Regions from separate parts of the Homo sapiens genome. Here region 1 is linked to region 2. A link is a loop called in an ENCODE intact Hi-C map of the cell type or tissue named here. Cell type or tissue: psoas muscle. All regions are shown on one strand.

Evidence for each region. Peaks named below come from ENCODE experiments on the same cell type or tissue, not always from the same donor. Only the 100,000 strongest peaks of a DNase experiment are listed, where the experiment ranks them.
Region 1: it touches region 2 in a loop (2.0-fold over the local background); 13 of 110 quality-filtered maps call a loop at or near these places.

Annotation. Positions count from the first base shown.
Region 1 is chr7:42,573,575-42,576,074 of GRCh38, forward strand. No RefSeq gene overlaps it. Among named protein-coding and RNA genes, the nearest start is that of LINC01448, 130 kb to the right of the region's middle. In psoas muscle, a CTCF peak has its summit at 1,336; no DNase peak of the experiment used is centred here.
Region 2 is chr7:41,976,360-41,978,859 of GRCh38, forward strand. GLI3 (GLI family zinc finger 3) reads right to left here. Exons shown (of 15, transcript NM_000168.6): 11 at 2,240-2,389; 12 at 1,199-1,363. Among named protein-coding and RNA genes, the nearest start is that of GLI3, 260 kb to the right of the region's middle. In psoas muscle, a CTCF peak has its summit at 940 (motif pointing right); a DNase peak (open chromatin) is centred at 892; H3K27ac peaks cover 1,555 bases.

The DNA of each region.
Region 1 (2,500 bases), 600 kb after region 2:
GTTGTTCCATGCTTGTTTGTTGAATAAAAGCAAGAATATTTAACTTATTCTTGAAATAGAAAGTGAAATATTTTTCCAACTTTGAGATCCTCTTACATGGAACTATAGTGCATCTATATTTATTTCTTCATATCTTTTTCTTAATCCTGATGTTAATTTTGCATATGCCGATTTTTAGACACTCATTGAAGGCATAATTGCAAAAAGGTGGAACTAGGGATGGAAAAGCAAAGGAGAGAGGGCAGAAAACAAAGTAGGAGAAAGTTTGTACAGTGTAGTCTTGATTGCTTCTCAGTCTTTTGGCTAAGATCAAGTGTATAGCATGGTCTTGGCTCAGCTACAGAAAGTGGATGTGAAATAATCGTGGCCTTAAAACTACTTGGGAATGGGTTGGAGTGAAGAAGCTGATAGATGTCTTAGAAGAATCAGGTACCTCTTCTGTCTTTTCATGTGCACATGAGGTAGCATTAAGGCTGTGTTTAACTTCTGTATTTGGGAGAGCGGTTGAGAAATACCTACTTAGCTCTGGCAATATGACTGAGTTAAGTAAACATTTCCCAGACTGTTCATATCTCAAGCTCCCAAGTTAACTGCAATTCGAGACCTTAAAGGCATGTTTCAACAGTTCATAATTATAAAGCACTGAACATTTAAATGGAAGACCAAGAACAACAACAACAAAAGAAAATATCAATCAAATGCTTTTTTTCGATATGTAGATCAGCAAAATGAATTACAAGCATTTCATTTACACTTCAAAGATAGAAGATCTTGAAATACCTCAATCACATGAAACAGAGGTTGGCAAACTACAACCTGCAGAATAAATCTGGCCTGCCACCTGTTTTGGTAAATAAAGCTTTACTGGAACACAAACATGCTCGTTCATTTGCATATTGTCTATGGCTGATTTGAGCTACACTAGCAGAGTTGAGTAATTCAGACACAAACCAGATGGCCTGCAAAGCCTAAAATATTTACCGTCTGCTCCTTTAAAGAAAATGTTTTTCCAGCCCCTGACATAGAAGAAGGTAAATGGAAACTACGCTTGTACCTCTGTGAATACCAGTCACTCAAGATGTGTAAAATATCAATGGTATTCTCTTCATATTACCTTTGCTATCTTTGCTATTTCATTTGGTGACCTTGTATTGAGCATTCTGGCTTGAATATGGGACTCAGGTATATCCAGGCAGGGGAAGTGAGAGCTCTAGAAGCCCGCTTTCATGGGGACTGAGGAGCATCTTTGGAGAACTTCATTTGGGGCAAGACCAAGTCAGGAACACAGGGCTCACCTCAGTAACAGAGTGTTGGCTGCCACCAAGGGGCATTTCTGAGTACAGCTCGGTTTCAGTTATTGAAATTTGTTTTCCAATCACAACTTCATCAAACTTACCTTTTCTTTCTCATGAAATCAGGAACCAAAATTATTCTGAGTTATTTCACAGAAGTATCTTTAAGAAATCAGTCATATACAGTGCTGCTTCGCAATCCCTTTGAAGGGGCATAAACACACAAAAATGAAAGGGAAAGAGGCATCTCTCCCTTCAGTGCCACACAATAAATGTCATGCAATTCTGGCAATGTGTTGACTCTGGTAAGGTTTTGGTATCAAGGAATGTGGTGACCAAGATGGTGGATGGCTGTAGAGGGCAGAGTGCCTACTTAGTGAAGCTTGGTTGAACAGAAAGTTTGAACAGAAAGAAGCACTGGCCCTTGGAGCTTGGGCTGCAGTATAAGAAGTGCAGAGGAAACCTCAGCTCCGGCAGAGTGGCCCCGAGGGCCAGGGACTTGGCAGAGCTGGATGATGCTTAGAGACCATCACTCAGCACTCAAGTTTCAGCCAACTTTCTGAGTTACCCCTGACCACACTGGAGTGGAAGAAATAAATATTTTGTTCTCATCAGAATTATTTTTCCCTTTGTTTAAAAGTAGCTGAGGGAATCAGAGTAGATAGGAATCAGAGAATTGCTTTTGTGCCAGCAGGAATATAAGGAAAAGAGAATGTGCCTTCGGTTTGCTCTTCCTCCTAACCTCAAGCCATGAGTTTTTTTCTTCCCCAGGAAGTAATGACCTTTAGGCTCACATGCTTATCTTTACAGGTTTGCAAAGAACCAGTGCAAAAGCCCTTTCACCACACCAGAGAGATTTTGAGGCCAAGCTCCAAAACTCTAAGGGAAAGAGAGGCCAGCTGCTGAGAAAATACAGGTCTCTTTCCAAATCAAAGAAAGACAATCTTTCCCTAACTTTGATCACGTCACTTAATCTTTCATAGTCTAAGCTAAAAAATTAATACTATTTATAGAGAGATTCTTCCAAGAAAGGGGCCCTATGCCTTTTATTTTCAAGAAGTATTTCCTCTATAATGGGTGTAATGTGCTTTCTGGAGGAATGGCTTATATGTAAGAATGATACTTCACCTATAGACCATTGTAAAATTTCCTCAAATTCATCACAGAAGTAAAATGAAAGCTAGGGATGATGGGTAGCCAGCTCCACA
Region 2 (2,500 bases):
CATGTGTGAGTTTATGAGTGAGTGTGCTTTTTACAGAGTGCAGTTAATCCCTTTAGAGATGTTTTTGCTCTGTCAGTTTCAGCTGAAGAAAACATGGTGAGAACCATCTTTGCCACCTTAAAGCCAAAAGTCCACTGAGCAGAATGGCTCACTTTGTTTCTATCAAGATTCTCTCTGCCCAGCTCTCTGTCTGAAAGATCATGAATGTGTTTGACCTGCACTGGTGAGATGAAATGACAGCCACTCCAGGGTCTCATGTGTGCACGATGTTCCTTCTCTAACACATTTCAAGCAAACTGATGACACGCTGTGGTGCTGAACTATGTCTCATGTTAACAAATTCTGGTTAGCTATCCTATTTCCACTCAAAATGTGGGGAGTCCTTTTGTTAATCTCTCAATACATTCAAGAGAAGATTTCACAGACAAGCCAGAATTTGAGCTAGACCTCCAAGGCCAAATTGGAAGTCTGTAGGAAGATGTTCACTAAAATGTAAGCAATGAATTTGGAATAATTTTTATTCTTATGCCTCTCTACAATTTAGGGGGGATCGCTACCTAAAAATAACAGTAACACAACAGGAATCACCCTGAAGCTTTACTCAATATGTTTTCTTAAGTAACTGCCTAGAAAGTATTCTGGGTTTCTGAGACCATTTTCCAAGATCCTTTGGAATTTAGAATGTCTGAAAATTGCATTTAGCCAAGGCTGGTTGCTCTGTAAAAATCTTTTTTGATATAATACCATTTGAAGATACCACTTGGAGGAAGCAAATAAAAGTGGATGACTTAGCAGGAAGCTGTCAGCTGTCAACATGCTACTTCTTAATATATCCTTGGGGCTTATGGGGTCATCCTTTGCATGGATTCCTGCTATTTTGGGCAGCGTGACTGGCTCAGATTCCAAGTCAAATGCTCCCACTGTTTGACCAGTAGGTGGCAGTTCAAAACAACATGAAACTAGTAAGTTCGCAGGGGTTTTAAGAAGTTTCCTCCTCATCTCTTATTATTCTCCAAATAAGATCCAGTTTCCAGTCCCACCTAGGAAGCTCAAGCCTTCACCTGCAGGGGCAGAGCCCCTCATGCTGGGAATGGCCAAGGGGAAAACAAAACAGAACACACTGCGCCTTCCCATGTGCCTTCCCCGGGATAGTTCTTTGTTTCCTTATGCAAGCTCCATGCCCACTGAGGATGCTTACCTCATTGGAATGCGTTCTGTTTTGGTGTTTGGCGCGATCAGAGGCATTTGAGAAAGCCTTGTTGCAACCTTCGTGCTCACAGACGTATGGTTTCTCTCCAGTGTGAGATCTCAAGTGTGTTTTCAAGTTTTCTAGTCTCGAGTAGGCCTTTGTGCAACCTTCAAACTGAGGACAACAGGTAAATCTGGATTACTCTGCACAATGGCAACAGCAGCTTATGCCTAACACGCCCTCCAAGTTGATGAAAAACTGATGTTTCAAGGGTCAGCAGCTTTTCAAAACCCAGGAACAAAAAGTCCACTAAACTCTGCATTTATTGGGATTCAGATGTAGCTTGGTGTAGTTCCAGATAAAGAGTTTTCAGTGCCAGTAAAAGTCCTGAAGTTTTTTTTTTTAATAGACCGCTCAATGTGGACAATGGGTTTCATTATCTGCTCATTGATCTCCTCAAATTCCCACTGATTTCAGATTCAGCACAAAGTTCATTAATATAGCTTTGTGTCCATACAAAGACATGGAATTTGATCATGTTTGTAAAGGGCCTTTAAGATGTAAAGTACCAGGGCTCAGCGTGCCCAGTGCGCCTCGTGGGCACCTCAGTGAAGAATGCACAACCTTGCGGCACCCCCTTCCCATTCCATACGCCTATGCCTGAGGACTCACTAGGAAAGGAAGGGAAAACTTTAAAACCTCGTATAGGGATTAGCTGTTTTAAAAGTCAACTTCAACTCTGTAAGTTGGAAGCTGGCACTTCCCTTTGCCTTCCAAGCCCCGTGGTACCATAAGCTGTTGGGCTGCGGCCAGCAGGGTGGCCCGCTATTCATTCCCAGTGCCAGCCACCACTGCCCCCTTGCCACTGTGCAGAGCTGCGCTGTCCAACTCAGTCACTCAAACACCGAGGCATTTATCACCAGACAATACTCTAGTCCTCTTCTCTTGCCACCCAACCACGCTTCCCCTGAGCTGGTGTCATCAGTTTGCACAGCTCTTATGAGTATGGGGAAGGACCCAAGTGTGCCTGCCACCCACTTCTGTACTCACAGTGCATTTGTGAGGCTTCTCGCCCGTGTGTCTTCTCATATGCACTACCAACATATACTGGGCTTTGAAGGGTTTCTGCTCTCTTGAGCAGTCCAGCCACCTGCACACGAACTCCTTCTTCTCTCCATGAATATGGTCGTTATTTATATGCTGGGGTTTGGAAAAAGAGAGAGAAATCAAATGGAAACGTATTCATCATTTCTGAAGGCGACAGAAGAAAATGCAGAAAATACCCCAATCTTAAAAATTCTAAAGACCACA